Linked DNA regions of Homo sapiens: region 2 is linked to region 1. Evidence: chromatin loops called from intact Hi-C (ENCODE). Cell type or tissue: left ventricle myocardium inferior. All regions are shown on one strand. Each heading gives the region's core, and the rest is flanking DNA. Links, peaks and the distances in the headings are about the cores only. Region 1 overlaps LOC105371986 (a long non-coding RNA gene). Region 2 overlaps LOC105371989 (a long non-coding RNA gene).

Region 1 (11,451 bases), core at 1,240-9,239:
GTTCGGGCTGAGGGACAAGGTGAGCCTTCTGGACGCTCATGATTGTCGGACACAGTCACCTGGTCCACTTACGCATCCCCAGGCAGGAGGGGCCCACGAGGACTGTGGGCCGGAGCCTGTATCTGCCTTTATCCTTGGGTTCCTGAACTTCCCTGAACTCTGGAAGCACCTGGGGTGTAAATAGAAAATCCTGGACAATGCCTCCAGAGCTTTTGATTCAGCAAGTCTCACATTTTTAATAAACACAGTACATGATACATGATTCTGGTATAGTTGGTCTGGTTTTCAAATTTGAGCTATTTCCTTACCTAGAAGGAATTCCTCAAGGAAACAAGAAAAGAAAGTAGGTAGAATACAAATTGTTCAACTTTTTTCCTTGTTACAAATCTGAAAAGGCAAGTGATATATTTAGCTCTAGGTTGGTTTTAATTCCTGATGATTTTCCTCTCCCATTCATCTCTGGCTAATGCGTCTGTACTAAATTGATCAATATCATCCTTTATTTGCCTTTGTGTTTATATTGAGCCTCATTCCAGAAAGAATTTAAAAGCCTTTTACAAACCATATTGTATATGAGCTGAAATAAAGTTTACAAAAGGGATTGGGAAAATATGTACTCTAAGGTAAAGCTGCTCAGCTTCAGTAAAGCTGTCCATCATAAAGTAGAAACATTTGTCACATAACTCTAATACTTCACTACTTCATAAAATGGGGACCCTAAGTATCCTTTGTAATCATTTCACAGCATCAATGTTACCGAAATGTTCTAAAAACTTTCAAAATTCAAAAAATAACTTTTGATAGAGAACTAATATTATCAGTGCAAAAGGCTGGAAAAAATAAAGAGAAGTATAAATGATTGAAGACATGAACTGTAATATTTATGTGTGCTTCCTTCAATATAGATATACATAGTCATCCCTTCGTATCCGTGGGTGATTGGTTGCTGGAGCCACCTTGGGTACCAAAATCTGTGGATGTTCAAATCCCTAATATAAAATGTATTTGCATATAACCTACAAACCTTCTCCCATATACTTTAAATCATCTCTAGATTACTTATAATATCTAATACAATGCCCACACATCGCTTGACTCTCATGGATTTAACATGGTACTCGGCACGTGGTAAGTTGAAGTTTTGCTTTTTGGAACTTTGAGGAATATTTTTCTTCTAAAAACTTTTGATTCATGTTTGGTTGAATCCATAAATGTGGAGCTCATGAATGCAGAGGGCCAACTGAACATGGATATGCATATCTGTATCCATAAAGACTGGATGGATGGACCACAGTGGGAATTATGTTAAAATAAGGTCCTTTGTTTTCAGTTCTGCTTTATATGCAGTGTCCAGAATAGGCAAATTTGCAGAGAAAGTAGATTAATGTTTGCCTGGGAGTGAGGAGTGGGAAGGGGAGGGGAGAGGGGTTGAGGAGTGACTGCCAAGGGGCAAAAGTTTCCTTTTAGGAAAATGTTTAGGATAAATTGTTCTAAAACTAGATTATTGGGATGATTGAGCAACTCTGTGAATTTACTAAAAACCATTAAATTACACACTTTAAATGGGTGAACTATATAGTGTGAATTACATATCAATTCTGCTAAAGCTGTTAAACATATTTTAGCCAGCGACATACCAAGATGTCATAAAATAAATTCCATATTTTCTTAGCAATTTTCTTCCATTACTTTGAAACATAAAATAAAAATCAGTTTATGTTCGTTCATTATATAAATTGTGAATGTGTAAGGGTGATCACTTTGCTCCACCTGGAAACCTTACAAAGTATTTTAACACAATGATGTACGTCCTTGGGGGCTGGGGGGAGACTTTTCCTGGATTTTAACACACGTAGCAACAACAGATATGGACAGGTTCATTCATTCATTCATTCATTCATTCAGGATTGAGTGCCTTCCGTTTGCCAAGCCCTGTCTAGATGCTGATGGAAGTGCTGCCTTCACTGAGATTATGGGGGTCACAGTCACAGCCCTGGTGGGACACAAGCATGTCTCTTCAGCTTTTCTTCTTCTACTTACCAATAAAATAATTTGTTAAATAAAATATGAAAGGCCTGTTTGAAAGAAAATAAATTAGGCAGGCATAGATTCCTAGAATTTCACACTTTTTAAGGTCTATAGCAGTTTTTAAAAACTCAACCATTTTACAAACAAAGGAATTAAACCATGGGAGTTCAGTGATTTGACCAAGGAAATGAGCCTGTAGCAAAATGAAAACTTCTAAAAGCCACAAACTTATGTATACAACAAGGCAAAAAAAATCATTTTTGTCTCTCGAGGCATATTTATAAGGCAGACCTTCTGGGAGGGTCCCAATTATACGCACTTTCATTCTTTTCCAAAAGGCCATTTAAAACATATAAGTATATAGATCTATTTTTATTCCTTTGTTCAGGGTTAGAAAACATAAATTCCTAAGTCCAAAGTGATGGGTGTTTTAAAGCATGCTTTTGATTCCTTTGTCAGGCTGTATTGTGGGTTTATGAAATACTGTCACCAAAGCCACATTCTTTTAAAAAAGAGTAGGTGGTTGTGTCTTTGGAGCCCCTGTCCCTTGCCCCTGCCAATGTCATTAACGGACTAAGCCCGAACCTCTGCTTTACTCAAAAACTTTAATCACTCCCTGTGTTTCTCAGCCCCTTCATTATTACCAGCAATTAAACTTCAGAAGTAACGTCATCTTTTTGACATCTGGAAGATATTACTACAAGTCTCCTTTCTCTCCCACCAAACCCCACTCAGAGCCTGAGCGGAGACCCTAAGGTTGGGGTCTGTGAGGGGAGACTGGGGTCAGCACAGGGGGCTGCCTCAGCTGAGTCCCAGGTCACTCCATGCGTGACTCAAGATGAGGCATCCAGCCCCTAGGGTCTCAGGGCCCCACCTGTAAGCTCTCGCCTGTGAAGGGACAGATTCTGCTCTCTGTGTTTCTCAATCTGACACTTTTAAACTCGGGGGTATATGAAGGCGCAAAGGAATTCAGAGAACATCAGATATCCTTCCTGCAAAGTCATTATTTGATAGAAATGTAAAACGTAGTCTAAGTGTCTTACATGTGAAAGTTTCGGGTTCAGCCCAGAGCCTCCTGGGGCGCCCTGCCCTGTGGCCACCCCGGGCACCTTAGTGGATTGCTTTGGGAGCGCTGCAATGGTGCCAGGCCTCCTCAGCAATAAAGTTTGAAGACGCTATGAAGAAAGGATAAAACTTTTACAGAGGCCTTAAAGAAGGTCTTCATTTCATAAATGAACAATTGCCCAGAGAAACTTACAGGCAAGAGTAGCCCTTTTATCTAAACTGAGATCTGGATTTCAATCCAAGGGATATTTAGTGTGAATGACAAAGGAGCCTCTGCCGCCTTTTCCAGGCTGTGTCTTCTCAGCAGTCTGAGGGCAGATTCTCTGCAGCTCCCCTGAGCCGAGCCACCAGGAGTTGACAGTCCCAGAGAGGCCTGGGGGAGGCTTTGTGGGTGTCTGGACATAGGGCTTTTCCAGTGCGGGCTGCATTCCTTCCCATTCCAGGGGTCCCTGGCACCTCAGCTCAAGCTGCGCGGTATGGACAGTCTCCCTGGGTAGCTGACGTGTGGATCTGGTATGTTTTTATCGGAAAGGGGAGCAAATACTGCCAGAACAGCAACCAACCAGTTTTTGAAGCTGGCTACTGTCTTAGGGAGGATGGAGAACGCTGGGGAGAGAGAGGATCCCACAGTAGGAAATGAAGGAGAGGTGAGGCTAGCAGGCCCAGTCCTCCGAACTCAGGACGAGCTCTCCTGGGAAGAGGATGAAGGTGTGTGCCCCCACACCGGGCAGTCCTCGGAGAGGAGGGGTCAGCATGGACTCTGTCTCCGCCACTACCTGCTGCTACAAGTACTGGAAACACCTTGAGGTGGAATTCCATTCTCTTTCTCTTTCATTTGTGCGTTTTCATTCCTTCGTTTTGTACTTCAGTCTACGCATGGTTTCTCTGCCTGTAAACTTTGCTATGACAATAATACATGTCATTGTTCCTCCATTTTTCACAGTGCTTTTCCTATATTGATGGCAAATGCTTTGTGACTATTTTTAGTGACCTCATCCTACTCCATCATATGCCATGGTATTTTACACTCAAAGATGTTCACAACAATTTCTCATTCCTTTGCAATGAGACTTTGGCACTCCTCCCTTCAACAGGGGGTGTCTATTCTCCCACCCTTTGAATCTGGGCTGCCTCGTAACTAGCTCTAAATAACAGAATGTACTGGAAGTGATGCTATGAGATTTCCAGTGCTAGGCCTCAAGAAACCCTGTTGTCGTGCCCTGACAGCCGAGCCTCCTGGAGGATGGGCAACTGCAGGGAGGAGAGCGGAGAGGCAGCACAGCTGTCAGGCATGTGAGAGGGGTCTCCTGGGACCCTCCAGCCCATCTCACCCTCCAGCTGCATGGAGCCCATGAGTGAGCCTGGTGACACAAGGCCGAGAAGTCACCCAGCCAAGTCACAGAACTGTGAGAAACAGTAAACTGCTGTTGTTTGAAGCCAATACGTTTTAGGGGTAGTTTGGTGTGTAGAAAAAGCTAACTGAAACTAATGGAAAAATTGTGAATTCAACAAATTTATAATTCCACCCTACCTAACCCTAGGGAGTATTTATCCCTAGTAGCCGGCTGAATTTAGGAATTTATCTGATAGTGACAAAATGGGTGGAGAGACTTAAAGAAGAGAAGATTGTAAGACACAAGCTCTCGAGGTGGCTGCTCACCGAATTCTTGAAAAGTGCAAGCTCACACATGGTAACAAGCTAGGTGGTGTTCAAGGGCGTCAGTGTTGGCACCAGCCAGACATGAGTTTCACTCCTATCTCTGCCACTTATTTAGTTAGCTGCATGACCTCTAAATCTCTCAACTTGGTGATCTTTAAAATAGAAATAATAATATCAAACTAGGGTGCTGTTGTGAGGATTAAATGGGAGTATATAGGAAATACTCAGCCTGGTTTCTGGCACACAGCACTCCCTGTCACCAGGCACCTCGCCCAGGGTCCTATGGGCAGTGGGTGAGGGCTGTTGTTGTCCCTGTCCCTGTCTGACTTCGAATTGTATGCTCTTTCAGCTGCACTTTGTCCTTAACCCCTGAGGCTCAGCCTGGAAAGCAATGAGATATACTTATTCCATGTGTATGCTCATAATTATTGATTCAGTGAATTTTAACTGAATGCCTGCTGAGTGCCAGGGATCAAGCTCTGCTCCAGGATGATGTAGCCAGGCAACATGCTATGGTGTTCTGTCGGGGGAGACAGATGATAGGAGATAAATCTCATTATACTCCACAATTAGTGCTGGCAGGAACAGGACCAGGCCCTCGGGAGGTGAGGAGGAGGAGGCCCGACCTTGACCAGGTGCAGGGACAATTGAAGGAAGCTTCCTGGGGAGGTAACACTTGAACCAGGTAAATAGGAGTTAACTAGGTAAAAAGATGTGTGTGCATGGCAGGGGTTGGGGGGAATCATGGACTATTCTGGGCATAAGGACAACAAGGTTGAAGGTCCTAAAGCCAGGAAGAATACAGGCCTGCCTTCTGTGGAGGCCCCAGTAGAGAATGCAGCTGGAAGATGAAGCAAGGATGAGGCTGGCCTCCAGGGAGACAGCAGAGGGAGCAGGGCCAGAGCATCCAGGCTTCAGGGCCCCACTCAGTACTCAAGTCTTTATCTTAAGTAGGAGGGCAGCCATTGAGGGATTCTAAGTAGGCGAGTACCATAAACAAAAGGAGAGTGTCTTGGGATGGCTGCCCTCCATCCTTCAAGAAACGTCTACTAGAGATGTTGGCCATGGTCTTGGGAGATGGGAAGTATTCCGACTCACGCCAAGGCCGTCATGCTACTCTTGCACTTAGTAGGCACAGAATAAGAATTTGTTGAACAAAAGAATGGATAAATAAACGACTCTTCAGTGGTAAGCTTTTAAACACCTTGGTGGGCTATGATGGAAAGAATCCGGAGGGACTCTAAGTATGCCTTCTCAAATTATACCAAGAAGGGGCAATTTAGGCAGCCTTTGATCAGAGAAGGACCTGGGGTGCCAGAGGCAGTAAGAGAAAGGGACTATCTTAAGGCCAGAGCCCCCAAACTCTACCAAAAAGCATGTAAGCTTTTCTTTTCATTATTTTCCGCTTTTCTCTAGTTTCTCTATTTTGCAAATTATCGGTTAAGTCTCCTTTCAACATCTGTTTATAAGGTGCTTAGAAATTCTGAAATGAAAGTCATTGTGAAAATGCTGGAAGCTGTTGTCTTCTCCTCTTTGTTTAATGTCTTCTGATTCTTTATCCAACCCTGACCCAATCTTCTCTAATGTGGATCACTGTCATTTAAAAGAACCATCTATTGCTTAAAAATAGAAAGAGGTAAACTATGCTGTTTTGGTGCCAATTCTCCTAAACACAAGTCACTGCTGAGCAATAAAGGAAAGGAGCTTTTCCGAACATCTTTTGTATGTCTCCCTTAGAGAAACCCCACTTTTCCTTGCTTCCCTATGAGATCAAATGTACAGACAGAGAAATATGCAGATAGACATTGCGGGGAGAAAATCAGGAGAAGAAACCCACTAAAAATAAACACAGCTCTTTCTACCATATATTTTTAAAGATTCATCCATGTAATTCAAGCTCAGTCATTTAGAAGCAGCCCTGCTTGATACCACATGGCATTAAAATCCAGCTGCTATGAAATGAGTCACCCTGTAAGAGCAGGTTGGACTGCAGGCTATGTCAGAAGACACTTACATTCCTCTCTGAAATCTACTCTTTTGATAATGAAAGGGGTGAAGAGTTTAGAGTCACCATTTATGATGTCCTGGAATGTTCTCTTAAAGGAAGAGAAAAGATCCTTCAAAAATGCACTTGAGGATTCAAAGACAAGGACACGGGGACAGGGAGACTATAAAATTGCCTCTTCTGGGATAACAAGGGGCTGAGTAGCCTTCTCCTTTACTTGGTGACTTAACGTTGAAAAGAAAAAGAAAAAGAAAGCTTTATTTCAGCATTAGGCACATGGTTGGCATTCACCATGTGTTTATTAATAATAATGACTTATCTGTGCCAAAATCCCTTTAGAGCAAATTGTCTCACATCCAAATCCCAGAGTGAGCCAAAGGATTTCAATGCCCTAGCAGGAAGCTGGAAGGCTCTGGAACAATTCACTCATAGCAAACTCCAGCCCACACCATAGAGCATTTTCTCTCAGACACTCAGCCCCACCTCCACCCATACCCCACAGCTAGTGGGGCGACCCCTGTATTTCTTTAGTTTGTAAAGGGAAGTCACTTTTTCTCACCTATACCAGGCTTTCTGCATTTCCTTCACAAGACAAACAAGGTTCTCCCTTTGTTCTTCCTTCTGAGAGTATGAACAAAGATAGCCTTCATAAAAGAGGAAATTGTAGCAGTGTCCCCATGACCCAATGGTGATGAGAATGCTGGGTGACTTCCCTGTGCCTGTTCTTCTGTGAGAGTGCTCAGTACCCCCCTACAGGGCCATTTCCAATCCCTCTTCCCTGGAGTAAGCAGGACATTCACTTACTTCCAGCCATGACTATTTTAGTGAGTGCCCATGACTTTGGAATAATGTAGTCACCCAACACATTTTTCAAAGTTTGCAGATGAGCAAATCTAGGCCACAAATTTCTCTACTTTTTTTTGTCTCTCAAAGATAAATACAAGATGATAGGTGCTGGGCTTGGTGAGGATGAGTGCTATTCATCATGGATAAGATTTGGACTCAACTTGTGGAACTTGGCTCAAACTGCTCCCTGCTCCTTCCTTGAGTAGCAAACCCAACTTCTTATCCAAAAGGAGCAGATTCTTATTGTCACTCGGATTGCCAGACCATAATGGATTTTTCCAACTTCAATGCATTTTCTACCCCAAACACATTTGCTCTCATGAACACATACAGCTGTCCACAGCACCCTAACTCTAAGCAGTTTCAATTGCCAACATTTGTCAAAATGGGAGAGGCTGTGTCTGTTTTCTTCATAGGTACAATAGAGAAAAAGTTTGCTTTGTTTTTGTAATTGTCATTTAAATATATTTTCAATGATGGCAATTTTACTGAGCTTTGTTGTGTATTACACACTTAGGATAAATGTGTCAGTAACAGCCAAGGAGAAAGGAATTGCATTTTTTTACAGATGGCGTTCAATTTATTTCCAGTAAGAGCATGGCTCCATCTCCCTAATACCATCAAAAAATTTATTCAACAAATTAGGCCCTCAATATGGGCCAGACACTATGCTATAACCCTTGAGACACAAAAGTGAGCAACCAATATGCAGTTCCTGCCCTCAGAAAGCTTACAGTCAGCCTCATAGCAAAGATAGCCCAGGAAAGTAGGAATAAAATGCAATTTCAGTGTTCCGATTCTAAATCTGGATGTTGGCTACACAAGTGTGTTCTATTTGGGAAAATTAAAAACCCGTACACTTACTTAAATATACTTGTCTCTATGTGAGTGAAGATTATATATAATCTTATCTAAAAAGGTAAAGATACTTCTTAAATCTAGTGTATACAATAGAAGCGGCCATTTTTCCAGTCTCAAAAATTCATTCCCCTAAAAAACCCACCATCCAGGGTAGGGGATGATAAACACACAGAAAGGAAAATATGAATAAGATAAAGAGATTTATGTGCAGCTAAAATTACCATTCATAATAGGCATGAACGTAAAAAAATACATAAAGGTGAGAATTTCCTAGATGAAATTATAAGGTGCTTAAGAGATTGTAGTCAATTGAACCGTTTTAAGAGGAGTGCATCTGAAAGTAAGGCATTCTAGGGCTGCAGGAATACACAACAGGGAGTGAGTGTCTGGTGCTGGGCAGATTTCTGCTCTTCAAGAGAAGCGACTGGACAGCAATGTATCTGGTGCTGAGGCCAGCCTGGCCAGAATAACCAGGTGAGTCCAAGCAAAGCATCTGGGATCCTGCCATGGTTTAGGAAAGTATTAGAACCTCAAAATTGAGGCCAAAGGCCATGGAGAGGTAAGAAGTACCCAGGTGGCTGAACAGGTGCTGAAGTGTTTGTGGGAGGTCTTTCTGTTTATGATGAGGTCCCAGCCGGAGACTGCAACGAAAAAAGGAGTAGTGGCTGCATAGGACCAGTTAAAAAAAAGAGCAAAAGGGTTACGAAAAGGCTAAGTAAAGAGGAAACTAAATGGGAGAGGACCAAGGAAGTAAAGCCCAGGTAGATTACAGAAAAACAATTAAGCTGAAACTCACTCTGGGACGTCAAGGCATCCCATTGATAGAGGGGCCCAGATAGAGGGGCAGGGCTTGAATTTATGCTCCCACCTAAAACAATCAAAATACTGAGAAAAGCATTTGAAACAACAGTTTTCAGGCATTGCACAAGAGGCAGGAAAGGGTAATCCCTGAGATATGAGAAATGGCATATACAAACCGACTATGGCCAGACTGCATGGAAACATAGAACTCTGACACACAACTGGCAAAGCCAGCCCAGGAATTCAGACTACCACCTGCAGTGAGGAGCCCAGGAAGCCAACCCACTGTCTATAGTAACCAATGCAGAAAGCCACCCACTGTTTACAGTAACCAGTTCAGGAAGCCAGTCCACCCGCTGCAGTAACCAATGCAAAAAGCCAACCCACTGTCTACAGTAACCAGTTTAGGAAGCCAACTCACAATCTGCAATAACCAATGAAGAAAGCCACCCAGTGTCTAAAGTAACCAGTTCAGGAAGCCAATCCACCCTCTGCAGCAACCAATGCAGAAAGCCACCTACTGTCAACAGTAACCAGCCCAGGAAGTCACACTACCATCTACAGTAACCAGTGCAGGAAGCCAACCCACCATCTACAGTAACCAGCCCAGGAAGTCACACTACCATCTACAGTAACCAGTGCAGGAAGCCAACCCACCATCTACAGTAACCAGCCCAGGAAATCACACTACCATCTACAGTAACCAGTTCAGGAAGCCAAACTATGATCTACAGTAACTGGCCCAGGAAGCCAACCCACCATCTATAGCAACAAGCCCAGGAAGCCAGGCTATGATCCCTAGCCACCATTCCAGGAAGCCAGCCAATAACCTTGGTGTGGTTTGGACCTGCTTCCCCACCCAAATCTCATGTCAAATTGTAATCCCCAGTGTTGGAGGTGGGGCCTGGTGGGAGGTGATTGAATTAGGAGGGTGGATTTTCCCCTTGGTACTATGTCACAGTAGTGAGTGAGTTCTCACAAGATCTGGTTGGTTAAAAGTGTGTGGCACTCCACCACCTCTCTTGCTCCTGCTCTGGTCATGTAAGACGTGCCTGCTTCCTTCCCCTTCACCATCTGCCATGATTAGAAGCTTCCTGAGGCCTCCCCAGTATCAGAATCGGTATGCTTCCTGTACAGCCTGCAACCATGAGCCAATTAAACCCCTTTTCTTTATAAATTATCCAGTCTTAGGTATTTCTTTATAGCAATGTGAAAGCAGACTACAAACCTCTACAACAATTTGTGCAAAATGGCCATGACTTTATTAACTGAAAACTTACCTAATTTTTGCCCCTACCCTCAACTTAGGACCAACCAGAGAAATCCAAGTATTCACCTCTAACAAATCATCCAGGCTATCCCACTTCTGTAGCCTGCCCACAGCTTTCCCAAGCCAACAGCCTCCAACTGGGGCATTTGCCTATTCTCCTCTGGGTTGCTTGCATTTATTTCCACCTAGGGGAACAATGAGGTGAGCCCCATGAATACCCCAGTCCATTGCCTGCAAGGAGTTTCCATGCCACAACACAGGGAGGGTGCTAAAGTGAAGCCCGCCAGTCTCCCAAAGTGGAACAGACAGAGCTCCACGGAGCCTGGTGAGGTCAGGGTGACTGCAGTCAATGGAGCAGAATCTGGGAGAGGAGAGAGCTGTACAGAAGAGACTAGAGGAAGGTATGCAATTGCTCCAGCTACCACTGTGGCAACTGGAGCTCAATCTCCTGGGCAGATCTCAGAGTTACCCACATCAGAAAAATGAGACCAGCAGTGGCTGAGGGTTACTTCTTAAAACCAACTTTCCAGCATTTTTGGCTTGCATTTCTTCTAGGATAGAAAAAAAAAAAAAAAGCCCTAGAAAGAATCACAGTTGGAATATGGGTGAGGCACTAACAATGCCTGCATTATCTTTGTATTTCCAATTTGCCAGAAGTTTTTTTTTCTCTTCCTGAGCTGGTACTGAACTTAATTAAATGTTCTTATATATTTATTGAAATCAGAAGTTCTGTTTTTCTACTTTATTTTGTTGGCGTTATCAGTTACCCTGATTCCTTCTTAAATGATAAGTCACACCTTGTTTCCTAGAATGAGCCCAACTTGTTTGGATGGATTATCCTTTTTTATATACTGTTAGTATTCACTATATACTTTAAAATATACTTTATAAGCTATACGCCATCAAGTGTATATA
Region 2 (11,451 bases), core at 2,371-10,370, 49 kb after region 1:
GATGGGGGAGACAGAAGGGAGATGGAGTGGGAAGGTGGTTTTTGGCTGGAGTCAGGCCGGCTCTCCTCCAACCACCCCGCCAAACTCCATGTTGTTCTGCCAGTCAATGGCCTGCCAGTGTCTGTCTGTGTGCTCTTCTGCCAGCGTGCTCCTTTGGACGTCTTCTTGATGTCCAGCCACTTGTGTGTTCTTCTGCAAATATGTTCCTCTCAACGCCAGCTGTTTGTGTCCCGTCCTGCTAGGGTCTTAGGGTCTTTATAGGCACAGGATGAGGGCATGGCAGGCCAGAGTGGTCTTGGGAAATGCAACATTTAGGCAGGAAAACGGAAATGCCTGTCCTCACCTAGGTCCATGGGCACAGGCTTGGGGGTGGAGCCCTCACCTGGGAGCATGCCCTTCCCTTCTCAGCACTTCTCTGCCCCCTTCTGTATCAATATGTGAAGCAAAAACTGATAGAACCAAAAAAAGAAATAGGTAAATCTATTATTGTAGTCGGAGGCTTCAACACCTCTCTCTCATCAACTGCTAGAACATCTAGACAGAAAATCAGAAAATATGTAGAACAACTCAGTAGTTTATAGAACACTTCACTCAGTAACAGTAGAATATACATTCTTTTCAAATGCTCACAAAGCATTTACTATGCGCTGTGATTGGAATGTGTTCCCCAAAGTCCATGTGTGATAAACTTAATCTCCAATGCAGTAGTGTTGGGGGTGGGGCCTAATGGGAGTTACTTGGGTTATGAGGGCACCATTATCGTGATTGGATTAATGCTATTATCATGGGAGTGGGTTTTTTATAAAAGGGTTAGTTTGGCCCCTTTTTGTCTCTCTCTCTCACTGTTTCCTTGCCCTTCTGCCATGTGATGATTTCTCCCGTGTTAAGATGCAGCAAGAAGGCTCTTACCACATGCCAGCCCCTCAATCTTGAACTTTCCAGCATCCAGAACTGTTAGCCAATACATTTCTGTTTATTATATATTACCCAGTCTGCCATATTTTGTTATAGCAACACAAAATGAACCAAGACAGCAAGATAGATCATATACTGGGCCATAAAATAAATCTTAACAAATACAATAGAACTGAAATAATACAGACTGTCTTCTCTGACCACAATGGAATCAAACTAGAAATAAATGACAGAAAAAATAACAGACATACCTTCAAGCACTTAGAGACTAAATAACACATTTCTAAATAATCTATGGGTTAAAGAGGAAGTATCAAGGAAAAAAATTCAAATAATATGTTGAGCTGAAAGAAAATGAAAATACAACATAAGAAAATTTGTGGGACACAGCTGGAGCAATGCTGAGGAGGAAATTTATGGCACTAAATGTTTATGTTAGAAGAGAACAATTCACCGGTAGTTCTGGGAAAATCTTCAAAAACTGAGAACTAGTTACTATTTCAAGCTCGTGCATTTCTAATTCTTTCAAGTTCCACACGTTCAAGAAATATTATTATATCAAATGAACCTGCTCAAACATTTCTTTGCTTGAATTTAGAAAAATTTTTTCTCTTTGTTTTTATCAAAGCTTAACAAGCGGTAGGTTGGTTTTACCAGAATGTTTTGGATCCTAAGCAAACAAAGATGGAAAGAATGACTATGATTTGATGTTCATTTGGGGGTTTGTTTGGACATTTAATGAGTTATCAGCTCAGAGTATCATATCCACAGCTGAACCTTGCCATTGATAAGAATCTGAAAGTGATCAATTCAAGAACTCACCACAGTAACAGAATGAGCATGAATCAAGAGCAAGACATCTTTATTGTAACACCTCTATCCTGTCTGAGGGATGACAGTTTCAAGGATATTCCCAACCTCATAGACCAGAGATTCTCAGTATGGTTGGATATTTTTTTTTCACTTCCCATCTAAACTTGGAAAAAAAGAATGAGAAATCTCAATCAAGATGCTGGTCATAACAAAGTATTAGTCCAGCTAACAGGGCAATAAAGAATATCTGACTTTTGGCCAGGTGCAGTGGCTCACGCCTGTAATCCCAGCACTTTGGGAGGGTGAGGCAGGCGGATCACCTGGTCAGGAGATTGAGACCATCCTGGCTAACAAGGTGAAAGCCCATCTCTACTAAAAATACAAAAATTAGTTGGGCGTGGTGGTGGGCACCTGCAGTCCCAGCTACTCGGGAGGCTGAGGCAGGAGAATGGAATGAACCCTGGAGGCGGAGCTTGCAGTGAGCGGCGATTGAACCACTGCACTGCAGCCTGGGCGACAGAGCGAAACTCCTTCTCAAAAAAAAAAAAAAAAAAAAAAAAATCTGACTTTTGGGTATATTTTGCAGTTGGTTTAGAAATTAGTGTTTATCCACAGCCTCTTATTTTTCAGGAATGCTGTCTAAAATATAGCAGTCTTTCAGTAAATGGATGTGTCATTACTGCTGTGGTTAGTGTTATTATTAAAGATGACTGGCATGTGGAATTAAAACCCCTGGCCATAGAGCGAGGCCAACTGGATGAGGAAAGAGAGGCGGGGAAGGGGAAACTTGCCCAGGATCACACATGAGTTAGGTTCTCAGGATAATGACAAAAATGGGACTAGAATGGTCGCTTCGAGGATGAAATGAAAACAAGCTCAGGAAGACACCTTTCAAGAACTTTAACTTCATACAAATGTAATAAATAAAAGTAAGAAGTTGTTTCAAATAAAAGCCTGATAAATGAAAAACAGATATACAATTGCAGAAATAAGTACAAATATATCCAGTAGTCAAATTAACTATAAAATAATTTAGCTCACGTTAAAAAAAATAGAGGTTAAATTTTAAAATTCAGCTATGTGCTGATTATATGAATGAAAATAAATCAATTTTGAAAATATAATATTGAGTTTTAAGAAATGAAGTGGTTTTTCCTGGATGACACTATTTTTATATAATCTAAAAACACAGAGAGTGGTCCTACGTATAGTTTATGGATACATAACATACAACGTAAAAAAATTAACTAGAAGGACACTCACCAAATTCATGACACTGGTTCTGTAAGGAGGTGAGCAAGTTTGCACTTGGGTGTCAAAGATGGATGCAGCTTTGTCTTCTACATATTCCATTTTAATAAAACTCAGAACAAAAAAATGACTACATGTTAACTTTTTCTGTATTTTATTGTATCTGGGTGTTTGCATATGCTTTTGCTTTAAAAAATCAAATAAAGGAGAAAGATCTTTGGAATGAAAGCAGACAGCACCGATGCATTCACTGCCAGGGGAAAGCAGGTGCAAGGCTCCATGGGAACGATGACCTTAGTAGATTCTCATCTGAAAATGGGCATAACTTTGCACTTTTATTGCTCTGGACATTAATAAAACAGTGTACATGTACAAAAGTGTACTGTGCTTGAATGGGAATTAAACGTATGCAAGAAAAATGCAGGGACAGTGTTCCTGTCTGGCTTAAACTTTGGTACTATGTGTAACACACACTACAATAGGGGTGGTGTGTTTCCTACAACAGGAACTAGTGGCTACTATGGAATTCTGAGAAACTCAGCAAGATTGTATTGGCATCTGAAAAAAGAGCATTATCAATAGTTTTGGGGTTACATGAGGATGGAGTGACATGTTTTCAGTCTGCATTCTATAAGTAACACATGTTTAGGTTACGATATTGACTATGATTGCTAAGCTTTAAGGAATACACTACGATGGCCCAGTCCTGTCCCTGATTTCATTGATTTCCTTTTCTTCTGATAACTTGAGGTTATGGCCTTGAAGAAATTTATAAGGCACAGGAAGAGTGGTATTTGTTTGCCTGGTACAGAGTACCTAACATTAACAAGGGGAAAAAGTTTTTCATTCAATTGTTTAAATTAAATGATTGGGCAAGCCGCTGGATTTCCGTGTTCCTAAGAAAATGCAGTTGGAAAGTCATATGTAAATGAGAACTCACTGAAAACTGCTTCTTGCATCTAAGCCAACATTTCCTGGTTGAATGGCTCTTAAGAATCACATTAAAGCCTATTCATTATTTTAATATTGAAGGCCAACTTCTCACAAACTCATCCACCCAGGGAGTCCTCACCATCAGCTGTGAAAGGCACAGGACTTGGAGCTCTGAGAATTGCTGAGAATTGATGTAATGATCTCTGGCAAAGCACAAGTGTGGAGCCCATCTGTCTCCTTAGGGCGAGAAAGGGTAATAAAGAATGCTAAGTAAAGGAAAACCCTGGGACAGAGAAGTCACTGAGCAGCAGCTCTCTGCAATGTGGGTCTTGACACGGACACACACACACACACACACACACACCTGTCCACACACATCAGGTTGTTCAAATGTGGGTGGTTGTTCAAATGGTCTTGTGTGTCTCTGCTGGCACATTTCTTCTTATGATTTCTTTTTATAAACTTCAACAATAAAATTGACTTCTATGATCTTAGACCCTTAGTAAATGAAACCTGTTCATTTTCACTAGTAGATTTAAATGTCACAAAGCTGGTATTTTACATGAAAAAGGTCAAGCTTATAAAATACTTCTACATGAAATCCCCTGAAACAGAGACCATAGGATTTTCCCCCCTTTTGTCAGAGGCACAACAGACAAATACGTGGGTTCAAAAATATTAAAGGACTGCCTATCCTCCCCCGCTTCCTGTTCATAGAATGAAATCAGAATACTTTTATCGACTTGGGCTATTCAAGAATCATGTAACATAGAAATATTTTTAAAATTATTTAATTCAAAAGCAAGTTATATGTAGGTTTAAAATACAATCATACCCTGTATAATGATGTTTTTGGTCAATAACTGACCACATATATGACAGTGGTCCCATAAGATTATATTGCCATATTTTTACTGTACCTGTTCTACGTTTAGATACACAAATACTTACCATTGTGTTAGAACTGCTTATAGTATCCAATACAGTCACATGCTGCACAGGTTTGTAGCCTAGGAGCAATAGGCCGTATAATATAGCCTGGGTGTGTCGGCTCTACCATCTAGGTTTATGTAAGTACATGCTGTGATGTTTGCACAATGACAAAAATCACCTAATAATGCATTTCTCAAAACGTATCCCCATGGTTACGTGAGGCATGACTGTCTATTAAGAGACACCCATTTCTTTTCTTGGTGACATGCTGTAAATATCTATGAAAATAGGAAATATTGATGAATTTTGGACCTTACTACCTCAAGGAAGAATGACCAGGAAATGAAAATCTTGAGATTTGAAAACCCGTCATTTTTCTAGGCTTCAGTTTGCCTAATTTCTCTCTCATTTTCTCTTCTTTCCTTTTTCTACTAATCTTGTGAATCCATTTTGGGAAGAAGTGGGCCCTAGAGTCACCCTCTCTGCCCTCTAACAGGACCCGGCTTGGGGATGACGGCAGATCCTATCTCCCTTCTCTCCAGTCTCAATTCTAGCAAGCAGCATCTTTCAGCTTATGTTGGGGAGTGAAGCAGGATCTGTGACCTAGGACCGAAGCTGGCGCCTGGCGGGACGACTCAGACACCAGACTTTGGACCACAATACCATCAACTATTAGTGTCTGTCTCTCCAGGATCCCTAGCAACTAATGTTATTTTTAGTGACTGACTCTTTAATATGTACTGCTTGTGAATATGAATTTAAATGTTATGTCCAGGGCACACAGCAGTGCACACAGCACTAGCAGTTGGGGCAATTGAGGTATTAATTTTCTACTCGGTAACTCGCATCGTCATCCACAACCTGCAGAGCAAAGCCCAAACTCTGTACCGCAGCACTCAAGACCCTCTATTAGCTGACTCCATCCTAACTGCCTAGTGCCATGTTCCAGTCACAGGACCTGGGGTCCTGTCATACAGACATGTTCCATTTCCAAATAAGCCATGCAGAGCTCTGCATCTGTGCTGAGCTGCTCCTTCGGCCGAGAAGGTCGTTTCTGTCTTCTGTGGCTGAAACTCATGCTCCCTCAGGGTCCACAGCTGTGTACTAAGTGCTGGTGCTGGCACAGTGATGCACGTCCTTCTCACATCAAACTCGGACAGGGCTAGGGTGTGGCCTCAGAACAGCCCACTTCTCCTTAGCAGCACATTATCTGTCATCTACTTATGAGTTCAAAAGTGGAGATGACAGAAACAAGGAAATAAAAGTGCATCTTCAACATAAGAGGAAGTGCACAGTCTCACTCATAATAAGAAAAATGCTAAGTAAAAATTCCAGCAAGATACAGTTTCTAATCCAGCAGTTTGGCGGAAAGAAGAGAAGTTGGATGAAACAACTATGGTCAGGCTGTCAGAAAAAGGGCATTTTCGTGTAGAATTGGAAGGTTTGTAAATGTGTAAAACCACTGAGGATGACTATCTCGAAATACCTAGTAAATTATAAATACACCCTATCCTTTGACCCAGAAATTCCACTTCTAAGAATATATCCTACATATAGCAGTACACATGGGAAATAATATATGTTCAAAATGATCTAATGAGACCTCATTGTAACTGCAAAAGAATGTAAACGACCCATATCCATTTGTAGGGATTGATTGAATATATCATAGTGCAGTCACACAATGCAACTACAAAAAGAACAAGGCTTCCGTATGGACCGATGAGGAAATCTCTAAGATTTATTGTGATGCTAGCTATGGACAGTGCAGGCAATATTCAAGTGGGGGAAATAGATATCTGTATTTGCTTTTACAAGCACAAAGAAAATCTCTGAGAGGATATACAAGAAACCAATAATTATGGTGACTTGTTAATTGTGTTCTAATTTGGAGATGAAGGAATCTGAGTAGATGGAGAATGTGGTAGGAGGAAGATCTTGATCATAATTTTTTACATTTTCTGATTTGTAACCTTGTTAATGTGTTACCTGGTCAAAATGTTTAGACTATTAAAGTGGACTTGTCATTTCCTGGGCTAACTCCAAGCATTGGGACTAGCTGCTTAAGTTGCTGCGCTGAGAATTCTGAGCCTTCCCCTGGCTCATTGGGAAGTTGTCATGATTAATTATCTGCACGGGGGTGCGGGGGGTGAGTCAGAGGAGAGGAGCGGGGAGGAGAAAGGGGAAGGGGAGGGGAAGGAAGGAGACCTCAGCTTTGCCTTTGTGGTACCGGCTTCTTCTAGGCTGAAACAGCTCTTGGAATAAGTAAGATAAGTTTATTACCATCTGTTTTTCCTTTTATTTTGACAAAAATGACTTATTTCTTGGGACACAATGATATTACTTAATGGTAGTGTTCTGTGATTTGAGAAACAAGTACACCTCAATCCATTCCATTCAAAACGTAATGAAAAGACCCACAGAACTGAAGGAGGAAGGTTGGAATAATTCTGCCACCACTGTGGGGAGCTTCTGTCATGTTGGAAGTCACTGAAACCATTTTTATATCCTTTTATGAAAAATGGAGTCAGCTGTATCTATCTTGCTCTTTCCCCCAGGATGCCGTCAGATTCAATGAAGACAATACACGGGCTTTGTTCCTGTAGAAAAGGACATGACAGTCAGCTGGAATAATGCCGCTGTCCCTGCTGTTCCCTACCAGGCAGCAGCAGCCTAGGTGCTCTCTGCGGTCCCGCAAAATGTGGCAGTCAGAGCCATGTGGGGTGCCAGAGGCAGGCACTGTTCAAATGGAGGGTGGTAGTCCTATCTTTGTGCTCTTCCTGGTAATGGTCAGCTTTCAGTGGGTCCTCCAGATGACAGCAGAAGCATAGGCTGATGACTTGAGTGCACAAATTATATAATAGTTCCTGGGGTTGTTCTTGCAGTGAAACTAGGGCAGGGGGGCTCAGAGCCCACCCATGGTTTTATAAGAAGAATCTCTTCCCCCAAGGATGTTACAGTAGAGTTTGCACACAAAGACTCATCTGCCATGTTGCTCTGGGTCCTCCGTGGTGGCCCTTAGATCACAGCCTTGGTCTTTTTGGCAGACACCTATTCTTTTACTTTTCTTTTAAGTTCAGAGGTACATGTGCAGGTTTGTTATATAGGTAAACTTGTGTTTTTAAATTTTTATTATCTTTTTTTTAGCAAACATTTATTCTTAAGGCAGGCAGCAGACACTTTACATCCTGTAAAAATAAACTTAACGCACATGATCAAGCCCACAAGTGTGTTTCTGCTTTGTTGGTGCTAGTTCTCCAACCCCAGGGAGATGGCCTCGGAGACTTCTAGGTTAGCAAAGCACATTTAGCAAAGCACGTAGAGGGGGCATCCTCGTGTCCTGCTCACTAAAGGACATACGCATTAAAGCAAATGTGTCTCCAAATAAGTTCAAGACTTTCTGAATGTCTCTGTTGTGCAAGTACCATTGGTAAGATTTAACGCCACCCTGACATAGGAAACTGCACTCTTGCCCATACAAAGGAACCTAGGGACAGCTGGCTGCTAGCCAAAAAAGTAGTTAGCAAGAATGGACACTTGGTGTTAGAATACGTCTGAGAAACACTATAATTTATTATTATTGTTTCTACTTGTACTTTGATACGTTGGCTTCCTCAGAGTACAATCCCCTTGAGTTGAAAGAAACAAAACTGGCCAGAAGTGAACTGGTGGGAAAAATTAATCCCTGTCACCGTCTTCAAAGGGACCAGTGTTCCTGGAGAGAAGGACTCTCTGGCCCCACCTGGAGCCCTCTGCAGGGCATCCTTCCTGCCTCCAAGCCCAGTTCAACCCTCTGTCACCTCTGCACCATGGGCCTGAGGCACCACTGAGGGCAGCCCTCACCATTCCTTGGTGGATCCCGAGGGAAGGTTATTCTGTAGCATAGATTGTGAAAAGGCCTGGCTGAAGCTTTACAGTGATATTTGCATCTTGAGAAAGTTTTGCCATCATGAGAGTAGAAAAAAAATTCCTTCACTCTGGCATTCTGTCTCCCTCTGAGGTGGGGTCACTAGATGCACAATTTTGATTTTCAGATTAAAAGGCCCTGATGCTTTTGTGGCTGGCTGGGTAATCCTCGGCCACACAGATCCATTGTCCCTCTTGAACTCACTATAAATGGGGAATAAGCTCCTTCCATGAGCTCCTTAATTTCCTCAGAGGCTGAAACAACTCCCTGGCAACAGTGGTCCAGCTTTGCATCCATGCAGGGGGATTTGCAAGGCTGGTCCCCACCCCCACCCCAGGCACACAAAAAGGCTTCTATTTTTTTCAGAGATTACATGGTGGGCAGAGAAAGAGCAGCTGAAACACGTGACACGTGACAGGGTGTGAATAGCTGCGCCGCGCCGGCACTGAGTCTGTGGCTGATTTACTGAGGGGGTTTCCTTCGCTGACGGTCTGAAGGCGGGAGCTGCTGTCCACCATGATAATAAGCCTGCATGTCCTGGAAATGCTCCGAATGCCTGCCTTTTGAAAACTGGAGGGACTCAAGAGCCTTTGGCTTATCAGAAGTAAAGTAAATAAAAGGAATACGCAGAGAGATCCTTATTGCCTAAAACCCACTGACTCCCATGAAAGTTTCTGATAAGGCTTTTAAGAATATCGTCTTATTCTAACGTTCAAAGCAGCTTTGATGGTAAGGCTCTGAACTCGCCAGCCCTAGGCCCAGCCTGGCACATGGGCCACAGGGGCGGGGCATGTGTCCCTGCAGGGACAGGGAGGGCCCAGCCTACAGCTCTCTCCCACCAGCTTGGTGCCTGCAAGCCCACCATTCTCTCTCCATGCCATTGTGCTGAGCACAGAAGTCCTGAGCGGATCACAAGCCCAGTCTGCTCTTCCTGCCAAATGGTTCAATCGGAGCCAATTCCTTCCTCTATTCTCAGAGATTCAGGGCAACCCGAGAGAATAGGACCCTAAGAGGATTAAACACCCAGGGCGGAGAGATGGTGATGCCGAAAACAAGCAGAGGAGAGGAAAATTGTACTGGGGATTCACCTATTGTGAAGGCTGCAGGCTTTTGTTACTTTGTCTCATCGCCAACTCTAGTGGCAAACTAGGAAAATTGAAGGTGCCGAGTTTTAACTCTAGTTGTTAAATTGTACAGGGTTCCCGGAATCTCCTAACTTCTCCTGTTGCTCACAAATGTGGTAACTAGAAAAAACAGTTTAAAAACTTGGCATCCTTCAAAAGTATCTTAAAATAGATTTATATTTGTAGGTACGATCAATTTTCAAATGGCCCTTTTTAAGCCTGGAAACAAAGTTAAACTCCACAATATTGCAAAATTAGAATCTGCAATTGAACTAAAACTTTATACATGGGATTTGCGGTCTTTCTACATCTCTGGTTCAGAAATGAATTTGGAATTCAAGACAATTTATCATCTCTTAAGGAAAAATGAACTGGGAAACAAAAGCGGACTGAATTTGTATTGATATTAACCCAGTCTTGCGGGTGTTGTTGCTGTGTTATTTCACCCCAGTCTTCACATCTGCAAGCACTCACTCTCATCTGTCAATTACGCAACTGCAATTTTGATCAAAATGAAACACTCCGCACTGAGATAAAAACAGGGCGTGGTATTCTTTTTTGGACTAGGAGATTTGGATAAAACGTGATAACACTGTGGTTGAACTCTGCAAACACTCCCGATCATTCACACAATTTCGGCTTCACTCTGTGGTTTGGATGCAGATTGTGGAAATCACAGCCTGGACCCGGAGAACTTGTCGCAGCAGCAGCAGGGTTTCCGGACCCAGTATCTCCCTTCCCTTTGCTCTCCTGACAGCTGCCTGCATCTGGAAAACATTAAATAACCTCATCCTTTATGTGGATTCATTATGCTCTTCAAATTCATTATCAATTATCAACTGACTGTGAAGAATGTTTGAAATCAAAATGAAGAGGAAGTAATTAATGATGAAGAGTAGGATCTAGAAGGAAAGGTGAGCCCTCCTGGGGTTAGGACACGGAGCTGAATGCTGCAGCCACTGCGTGTTTCCTTAAATTCAATGGCATTTGCAATACTTTTTAAATAAGTGGAAGATAAGAAATTTGGCTCCATTGTATGTAAGAAGTAAAGCCAAGTCTCAGTGGTATATCTTCAATGGCACTGGAAGGTTTACATGGAAAAGCCAGACTTTTGGAGTATTGCTATCTGTAAAGGGAAAATATAAACAACCAGAACAACCTATCTGAGAATGGAACTCCCAAAGCAGTATGACTTAGATCAAATGATTTTTAAGGGGTTTCAGCCCTTAAATCAAATGATTTATACAAGGGAGGGGGTTCCATCATCCAGGGGACTCCCTCCTGCCTTATAAATCATGTGATCTAAGGGCTGAGACCCCATTGTGAACAGAGAAGGCCTGCCTTCGAATCTGCCACCAACTGGGGATGGGAAGCAACCTTTGACAAGATAGTTATTCTCTTTGTGAATCCAAAGCTGGTTTTTGGAAACCTGAGCCTCAGAAATTGGCGCTTAGAATGTGTAGTCCTACATTGGGCAACGAGACTATTTCTGTGCTGGGAGTATAGCCCCCTCTTCCCATATCACCCATTTACCTGCCTCTCATCCCATCAGCTGGGCGGGAGGGCAAGGCCAAA

Evidence for each region. Hi-C counts contacts between places; a loop is a spot of excess contacts. Peaks named below come from ENCODE experiments on the same cell type or tissue, not always from the same donor. Only the 100,000 strongest peaks of a DNase experiment are listed, where the experiment ranks them.
Region 2: a loop joins it to region 1, with 1.9 times the contacts of the local background. A loop is called at or near these places in 4 of 110 quality-filtered maps.

Annotation. Positions count from the first base shown.
Region 1 is chr18:10,347,236-10,358,686 of GRCh38, forward strand. All of the region lies in intron 2 of LOC105371986 (a long non-coding RNA gene), which reads right to left. Among named protein-coding and RNA genes, the nearest start is that of LINC01254, 61 kb to the right of the region's middle. In left ventricle myocardium inferior, for the core only: no CTCF peak of the experiment used is centred there; a DNase peak (open chromatin) is centred at 4,827; H3K27ac peaks cover 4,625 bases.
Region 2 is chr18:10,394,729-10,406,179 of GRCh38, forward strand. It overlaps LOC105371989 (a long non-coding RNA gene), which reads left to right. Exons shown (of 3, transcript XR_001753348.1): 3 at 5,342-6,417. It overlaps LINC01254 (long intergenic non-protein coding RNA 1254), which reads right to left. Exons shown (of 3, transcript NR_110775.1): 2 at 11,410-11,451; 3 at 10,405-10,643. Among named protein-coding and RNA genes, the nearest start is that of LINC01254, 14 kb to the right of the region's middle. RefSeq lists enhancers at 9,428-10,081, 10,863-11,451. In left ventricle myocardium inferior, for the core only: no CTCF peak of the experiment used is centred there; DNase peaks (open chromatin) are centred at 5,966, 9,217 and 9,591; H3K27ac peaks cover 1,614 bases; H3K27me3 peaks cover 710 bases.